2 separate regions of the Homo sapiens genome follow, and region 1 is linked to region 2. Evidence: read pairs that join two places in POLR2A ChIA-PET (ENCODE). Cell type or tissue: Panc1. All regions are shown on one strand.

Region 1 (4,000 bases), 64 kb before region 2:
GAGAGGGCCAAGAAAAAAGACTAAGGCCCAGGCTCTGGCCAAGTTGGAAGAATGGAGAGGGAGCAGCGGCCCCAGGGGGCAGGCGCCCAGGTCAGACAGCCAAGTGGGGCTCAGGTCGTGGCTGGCACTGGCTGAAGATACCCCTGGGAGCTGGCCCACAGGGGAAGGGGCAGAGCTAGTAAAAGGGAGCCCCCGATCCCCAGGACACAAGCAGATCCTGGCAAAGAGAGAAAAGCACCCCCCAAGAAGACCCTAGATGGGAAGAACTAGTGCCGTGTAACATCCTATGGATGCCTAAGACGGCCAAACACCTTCTGTGCCTTGGCAGTTGTATGGGTGCCCAAGAGGTCTTATCAAGGCAGCTCTCCCCTTAGCGCAACCGCGTCTACAGAAACTCGGAGGGCCCTATCTGTCCCTCCTCCACACCCAGTGGCCTCTGGGTTGGGTTTCTCTTCCTGCTCCCACCCCACGGCTCCCTAGCTCCCCCTGCAGGCAGGGTTCTGGGGACAGACAGCCGAACAGACACGGCAGGTCTCATGAGCCTTCCCAGCCACCGTAGTGCCGGTGCCCTGAGAACAGGACTGAGTGATGGCTTCCAACTCCAGCGATGGTGAGGCTGAGTCCTGTTACTATAGCAACTTCCTAGGCACACTCTGCCCCTTAAGTCAGGGAGGGGCTGCAGCGGGGTCTGGGGCACAGGCGAAGAGAAGAAGGATGTGAACCCCTGGCTGGCCCTGGAAACGCCTCCTGTACAGCCCCGGGCTGTGCGGCCTGGGGAAGAGAGAGGGGATCGGTGGCCCAGTTCAGACAAGGGAGGATGGTCCACCCGGCAGGGGGCCAGCTCAGAGAGGGGTGGTGGAGTGGTCCATCCCAGTGTTGGGGTTCAGCTCAGACTGTAGGATGAGCCATCCCAGTGTTGGGGTCCAGCTCAGAATGGGGGTCGTTCCAGCCAGTGTTGGGGTCCAGCTCAGAGTTGTGTCATTTAGGTAAGCCCAGAGCAGGGAATCCAGGCTCCACTGGAGGAATCAGCCAGCCTCGAGTAGGGGGCCCAGCCCAGGCTGGGCATTCCTGCCCCAGAATTCCCAGGACAGCCAGATTTCAAAAGGGCAGAAGGTCTGAGATTGTTGTCCGGAGGAAGGGGGTTCTGTGGCTGGGCTCCTTCCGAGAGAGACCCCAAGCCCCTTGCCCAAATTGATATTCTGCTGTTGCAATTCCCCATTCCCAGGGCGAGTTTCTAGATTTCTGCTTTCTGCTGTGGTCCTGGCTTTTCAAGGGGTGTCAAGGAGTTTTCCCTATGAACCCAAATGGAATCTGGACCAGAGTGAGAGCTGGCACCCCCCGTGTGGGAGATGTGGGCAGGGCGGCAGGCTGTACAGGCCAGCAGCTGGCTGGGTTACCATCCTCTGCCACTTCCTGTTGCTAGCAGGGGTCCTGGATGCCGGGCACACTCAAAGAGGCTGCCACTGACCCTCTGCTTCTTTTGGGATCTGGAAAGAAGGAGGAAGATGGTCAAGGCTGCCTCCCCCTCCCCCACCCCTGGGTTTAGCCGCTCGTTTCCGGTTTGGACTTTCATGGCCGAGAGTAGAGCCAAGCACAGGGCAAGGTTTGAGAGAGGCCAAGGACATCCCGGGATGCCTTTCCCCTCTCCACCCCCGCATAGGAGCAAAACAAAAGAGTCAGATATACCCATTTTCTCTCTCAGGATAGCAGGATTTGGGGGTTCCACATTGAAAGGGAGTTCAGGGGAGGAGGCAGGGTGGCTCTTGTCGCCCCCCGCCCCAAGCCTTTCTCTCCAGCTGTTCTTTCAGCGAATTAAGGGAGCTCTGGGGCCTCTTTAGCCCCTAAGGAGTCTCTGGCTGTTGCCTGATCCTGAACCTTAACTCTTTCCCCTCTGCCCAGTGGGCACTGCTCTGGGCACATCAGGCGCTGTCCTCTGCACAGTCCAGTGCCCACTGAGGAAGGCAGGGCCTGGCGTCCTGGGAGCAGTGAAGTCCGTGGAAAGGGAAGTTAGTTTTATCGCCCCGCCCTGGGGCACGCAGGCCAGCCAGAGGGACACCCTCGGGAGAATCTTCCCATTGCCTCCTGCCAAGGGAGCCCTCTGCAAACCTTGGCTAGCTTGGAGCAGGTACCTTTAAAAGCTTCTGTGGCAACCAGCTCCTCCTCCCTGGTCCCCTGAGGCCATCCCAAGGAAGCTGACTTAGAGGCTCTGCGTTTTCCTGGTTTCTCAGCAAAAGGAAGATTCCAGGGAGAGCCCAAGGGGGCTGGGGATGGATCTGGGATCAGGCAGCAGCCAGGGTGGGGACTTGGAGACCACCTTCCAGCTGTGGCTGCAGCTGCTCCTCTGGGCCCACCTGGCTGTACGTTTCCTGGGCTACCTGCACCGCACCTTCCGGGGGCCTAAGCCACAGCCAGCACCCTGAGCCTCCCTGGCCAGGGGGCAGAAGGCCGCCAGATCACCCCATCCCACCCACCCTTTATTCTACCCTTTCCTGGAAGAGACAGGAAGCAGAGGTGAGTGTGGGGCCTCTTGATTGAGGTTACCTGCCCCTCCCCCCCATCATCCCTCTCTCTGCCTGCTCCTCCTGGCACTGGCCTCCCCCATGCCCCATCCCCAAATCTGACAAGCTAACAGGGCTAGTGGCACCAGAGGGGACAGAGCCTGGGCGCTCTGGTCCTTTGAGAGGCCAGAGAAGGGCCATGCTAACAGCAAGGCACCCTGTGGAGCGACTCTGTGGGGCACCAGCGGACAGCCAGGGGCTGGGAGCTCAGCGAGTCGGGGAGGTGCAGGATTCAGCAATTCTTTCCTTTTTGCTAAGAGCAAAGGGAAAACGGACCAGACCTTTTGGATTCCCTTCAAGCCTGGCACCTCTCTGCCTTCTTGTGTGGGTGAAGGTAGAATCCCAAGAGGGCACCCTCCACCCTCCCCACCCACTGCTGAATTCTGTGTGGATTATTTGGAGGTTTCCAAGGAAGATGTTTTCTGTCACAAAGGTTCTATGACTGAAGCCAGGCACAGTGGCTCATGCCCGTAATCCCAGCACTTTGGGAGACTAAGGTGGGGGAATCCATTGAGGCCAGAAGTTGGAGACCAGCCTGGGCAACATAGCAAGACCCCATCTCAAAACAAAATAAAACACTCAAACAAAGGTTCTGCTAGTGAAAGTGTTGGATTTGGTGTGACCCCCAGGCTCAGGCCCCTGGGCTAGTTGGTGGCCCAGCCAGGCACCCATCTAGGACTCCTGGCCATTCATTGCCTATCCCCTCTCCGCCTGGTCATTTATTGTGGGGCCTTCTTGGCCACGGTCTCTCTCCATCTGCCATCTACCACTTTCTTTTTTTTTTTTTTGAGACAGAGTTTCACTCTTGTTGTCCAGGCTGGAGTGCAATGGCGCGATCTGAGCCCACTGCAACCTCTGCCTCCCGGGTTCAAGCAATTCTCCTGCCTCAGCCTCCTGAGTAGCTGGGATTACAGGCATGTGCCACCACGCCCAGCTAATTTTGTATTTTTAGTAGAGACAGGGTTTCTCCATGTTGGTCAGGCTGGTCTCAAACTCCCAACCTCAGGTGATCTGCCTGTCTCAGCCTCCCAAAGTGCTGGGATTACAGGCGTGAGCCACTGCACCCAGCCACCATCTACCACTTTCTAGCTCCATGAGGGCTCTTCTCTCTGAATGCTGAGGGAAAGCTCTGGAGACAGGTAGTGGGGGTGGCTCCCCACAAGGCCATGTGGGATTACTGGCAGGCAGATAACCAGCAATGCCAAAGGGCAAGTGTACAGGGCCCCTCGGTGGCAGCAAACCCAGGAACATCAGGGGGTTGAAGGCAGCTCTGTCCACATTGGCCACCCTGGTGCACTGGACTCAGCACTGAAACCAATGGCTGAGTTGGCAGTGAAGTAGTTAATCTCATGGGATGTGGGGGCAGGCAAGTGACCTCAGACCTGATCAGTCTTCTCCTCTGTACAGTGGGAATAACAGCAGCTCCCACCCCACAGGGTGAG
Region 2 (4,000 bases):
GACTGGGTTTCACCATATTGGTCAGACTGGTCTCAAACTCCTGACCTCAGGTGATCTGCCCACCTCGGCCTCCAAAAGTGCTGGGATTATAGGTGTGAGCCACCTTGCCCAGCCCCTTGCTTCATTCTCTACTCAGCACTTATCACCATCTCATACACTGCTTAGATATTATTTAGTTTGTCTTTGCATGATCTTGGCTCACTGCAACCTCCACCTCCCGGATTCAAGCAATTCTAGTGCCTCAGCCACCTTCTGAGTAGCTGGACTACAGGCTGTGCCACCATGCCTGGCTAATTTTTGTATTTTTAGTAGAGATGAGGTTTCACCATGTTGGCCAGGCTGGTCTCGAACTCCTGACCTCAAGTGATCTGCCTGCCTTGGCCTCCCAAAGTGCTGGGATTACAGGCGTGACCCACCATGCCGGGCCTTCTATATATATTTTTAAAATTATATATAGGCCGGGCGCAGTGGCTCACACCTATAATCCCCGCACTTTGGGAGGCTGAGGTGGGTGGATCACGAGGTCAGGAGTTCGAGATCAGTCTGACCAACATGGTGAAACTGTCTCTACTAAAAATACAAAAATTAGCCGGGCATGGTGGCATGCGCCTGTAATCCCAGCTACTCAGGAGGCTGAGGCAGGAGAATTGCTTGAACCTGGGAGGCGGAGGTTGCAGTGAGCTGAGATCGTGCCATTGCACTCCAGCCTGGTGACAAAGCGAGACTCTGTCTCAAAAAAAAAAAAAAAAAATGGAACCATACCACGGAATTTTAACATCCTTTTATCTTTTTCACTAATAAAATATGACAAGCATCTTTCAATGTCAATAAATATAGATTGGCATCCTCATTTTTAATGGCCGAATGAAAGCTCGTTACATTGATAGCCAAGAGGGAATTGAGGACACCATGTATGGTCCCTGGGCCAAAGAGGCCCACGTGGGGACAAGGGGTGGGGCTGACTGATGGGTGGGTCTTGTGGGGGCTGGGAGGACAGGTCAGCAGGCAGGGAAGCTCACCATTCATGCAGACGGAGGGGCTGGTTCCACTCTGTGCACACAAGGTGTAGTGGGTGAGGTGGCCTCGAAGCTGGTGCCTTGGGACCTCTCCCCACGCTATGGCGGGGGTCCCTGGAGGGGCATCTTGGAGTCGCCAAAGCGTTGGCCCCACTAGGGGTGCTGGGGAGGAAGGCAGTAGGTCAAGGTCGGCCTGGGTTACAGAAGCCCCCCCATCCTCCAGCCCCACTCTTACCTAATTCCTCCCTGAACCCCCAGACGGAGGATGCAGAGGCCAAGCCTGAAGCAGAGACTGCGGTCACAGTGATTCGATAGGGGACCCCGACAGTGAAATTCCCTGAGTGACAAAGAAATAAAGACCAGTTAGAGTTGGCTCTCCTTCCCATGCTCATTTCCTAGGTGTCTTCACTGGGGTCCCCAGAAGGACACCCTGAGATAAGGATCTGACTGTAAGTCATTTATCTAGGAGGTAATCCCAGAAAACCCCAATAGGGCAGTAGGGGAGTGAAATGGGGAAGGAACAGGTTCTCACTGTGGACAACTGAGACGCAGTCCCATGGGGGACCTCTAGGGGCCAGCAGAGAGCAGGCATCGCAGAGTCAGCCCAGCTCAGGGGGACGGAGCTGGGGTATTTATCCACCAAGCCTCATTAGTCATGCTGAGGGCTGTTCCTGAGGGCTCTTCTCAATATTTCCATCTTGCTTCTCAGGCAGGCAAAATGCCTCAGTGACCAGAAAAAGCCCTTAGGCCAGGAAACAAGTGTGGGCAGCTGGGAGAGAGGCCTAAAACCTCTGAGGTGGTCAAACAGATATGAGCAGGCAACTGACAGCACCTACCATGGTAGCTGAGGGTGCTGCACTCTCTCCCCTAAACCCTATCACATCCACATAGCCTTCCCCAACTGGGAATTTTCCATAATTGGGCCTTCGCTTCTTTGGTTCATATATCCTTGTGGGTCTTGGGACTGTGTCCTAAATTTCTTACCCAACATCTTCACAGTTCTTCCAAGTTCATTAATTAATTAATTTATTTATTTATTTATTTATTTATAAAGATTTCTTGCCAGGTACCGTGGCTCATGCCTGTCATCCCAGCACTTTGGGAGGCCAAGGCAGGTGGATTGCCTGAGCTCAGGAGTTCAAGAACAGCCTGGGCAACATGGAGAAACCCCACCTCTACAAAAAATACAAAAACTGGCTGGGCTTGGTGGCGCATGCCTGTAATACCAGCTCCTCAGGGCGCTGAGGTGGGAGGATTGCTTGAGCCATGGAGGTCGACGCTGCAGTGAGCTGAGATCACGCCACTGCACTCCAGCCTGGCTGACAGAGTGAGACTCATCTCTTAAAAAAAAAAAAATGCCGGGTGCGGTGGCTCATGCCTGAAATCCCAGCACTTTGGGAGGCTGAGGAGGGCAGATCACGAGGTCAAGAGATCGAGACCATCCTGGCTAATATGGTGAAACTCCGTTCCTACTAAAAATACAAAAAAAAAAAAAAATTAGCCGGGCGTGGTGGCGGGCGCCTGTACTCCCAGTTGCTCGGGAGGCTGAGGCAGGAGAATGGCGTGAACCCAGGAGGTGGAGCTTGCAGTGAGCCGATATCGCACCACTGCACTCCAGCCTGGGCGACAGAGCAAGACTCCAAAAAAAAAAAAAAAAAAAGGGCCAGGCATGGTGGCTCACCCCTGTCATCCCATCATTTTGGGAGGCCAATGCGGGTGGATCTCTTGAGGTCAGGAGTTTGACACCAGCCTAGCCAACATGGTGAAACCCCGTCTCTACTAAAAATAAAAAAATTAGCTGGGCATGGCGGTGGGGGCCTGTGATCCCAGTCACTCCCCAGAGGCTGAGGCACGAGAATCGCTTGAACCCGGGAGGTGAAGGCTGCAGTGAGCTGAGATCACACCATTGCACTCCAGCCTGGGTGACAGAGCCAGCCTCCATCTCAAAAAAAAAAAAAAGAAAAGTTAGGCTGGGCATAGTGGCTCATGCCTGTAATCCCAGCACTTTGGGAGGCCAAGGCAGGCAGATCACTTGAGGTCAGGAGTTGGAGACCAGCCAAACCAACATGGTGAAACCCCGTCTCTACTTAAAAAAAAAAAAAAAAAATTAACCGATTGTGGTGGTACGCTCCCATAGTCCCAGCTACTCGGGAAGCTGAGTCACGAGAATCACTTGAACCCAGGAGATGGAAGTTGCAGTGAGCTGAGATGGCACCATTGCACTCTAGCCTGGGCCACAGAGTGGGATCTTGCCTCCAAAAAGCAAAAAAAAAAGTCTTGTGTGAATTCACGCTATTTATTTATTTATTTATTTATTTTTTGAGACTGAGTCTCACTCTGTCACCCAGGCTAGAGTGCAGTGGCGCAATCTCGGCTCACTGCAACCTCCACCTCCCAGGTTCAAGCGATTCTCCTGCCTCAGCCTCCCGAGTAGCTGGGACTACAGGCATGTGCCACCACGCCCCACTAATTTTTGTATTTTTAGTAGAGACGGGGTTTCACTATGTTGGCCAGGCTGGTGTCCAACTCCTGACCTCAGGTGATCCGCCCCTTTCGGCCTCCCAAAGTGCTGAGATTACAGGCATGAGCCACCAAGCCCGGCCATCACGCTACTTTAATCATAGCACTCCCTCTTACAAGTCCACCCATCCGTCTGCTCTAACAGCGGGGATGGAGACCCAGGTGTCCCAGGGCCTCACCTGGTAACAGAGCACTGAGGTTCCCAGGGGGAAGCCGGACCCAGTTGAGTTTCTCCAGGGGGTCCCCATCTCGAGCCCAGTCCACTACATGCTCCAGTGGTTCCCCAGGCCCCGGTTGCCAGGTCACCAGTAGCTCCGTGCTCCCAGCGATGCTGCTGACTGCCACGCTACGGGGGGCAGAGGCTGAATCTGGAGGGTGGAGAGAAGTCTCAGCTGCCCACTCAGGAAGTCACTTCCCACCCCTCCAGGGCACCGAGCTGAGGAAGGTCACAGTCTCTTACCCAA

Evidence for each region. ChIA-PET counts read pairs that join two places held together with the same protein. Peaks named below come from ENCODE experiments on the same cell type or tissue, not always from the same donor. Only the 100,000 strongest peaks of a DNase experiment are listed, where the experiment ranks them.
Region 1: POLR2A ChIA-PET joins it to region 2 with 11 read pairs; 6 of 35 experiments call an interaction of 5 or more read pairs at or near these places.

Annotation. Positions count from the first base shown.
Region 1 is chr19:14,110,744-14,114,743 of GRCh38, reverse strand. The region is part of intron 1 of PRKACA (protein kinase cAMP-activated catalytic subunit alpha); the gene reads left to right. SMIM46 (small integral membrane protein 46) reads left to right here and starts at 2,268. Exons shown (of 1, transcript NM_001414411.1): 1 at 2,268-2,420. The coding sequence starts at 2,268. The coding sequence ends at 2,420. RefSeq lists an enhancer at 1,126-1,813. In Panc1, no CTCF peak of the experiment used is centred here; no DNase peak of the experiment used is centred here; H3K4me3 peaks cover 211 bases; H3K27ac peaks cover 1,055 bases.
Region 2 is chr19:14,046,334-14,050,333 of GRCh38, reverse strand. It overlaps IL27RA (interleukin 27 receptor subunit alpha), which reads right to left. Exons shown (of 14, transcript NM_004843.4): 7 at 3,997-4,000; 8 at 3,716-3,904; 9 at 1,252-1,353; 10 at 1,020-1,178. Among named protein-coding and RNA genes, the nearest start is that of PALM3, 14 kb to the left of the region's middle. In Panc1, CTCF peaks have their summits at 1,343 and 1,587; a DNase peak (open chromatin) is centred at 1,583.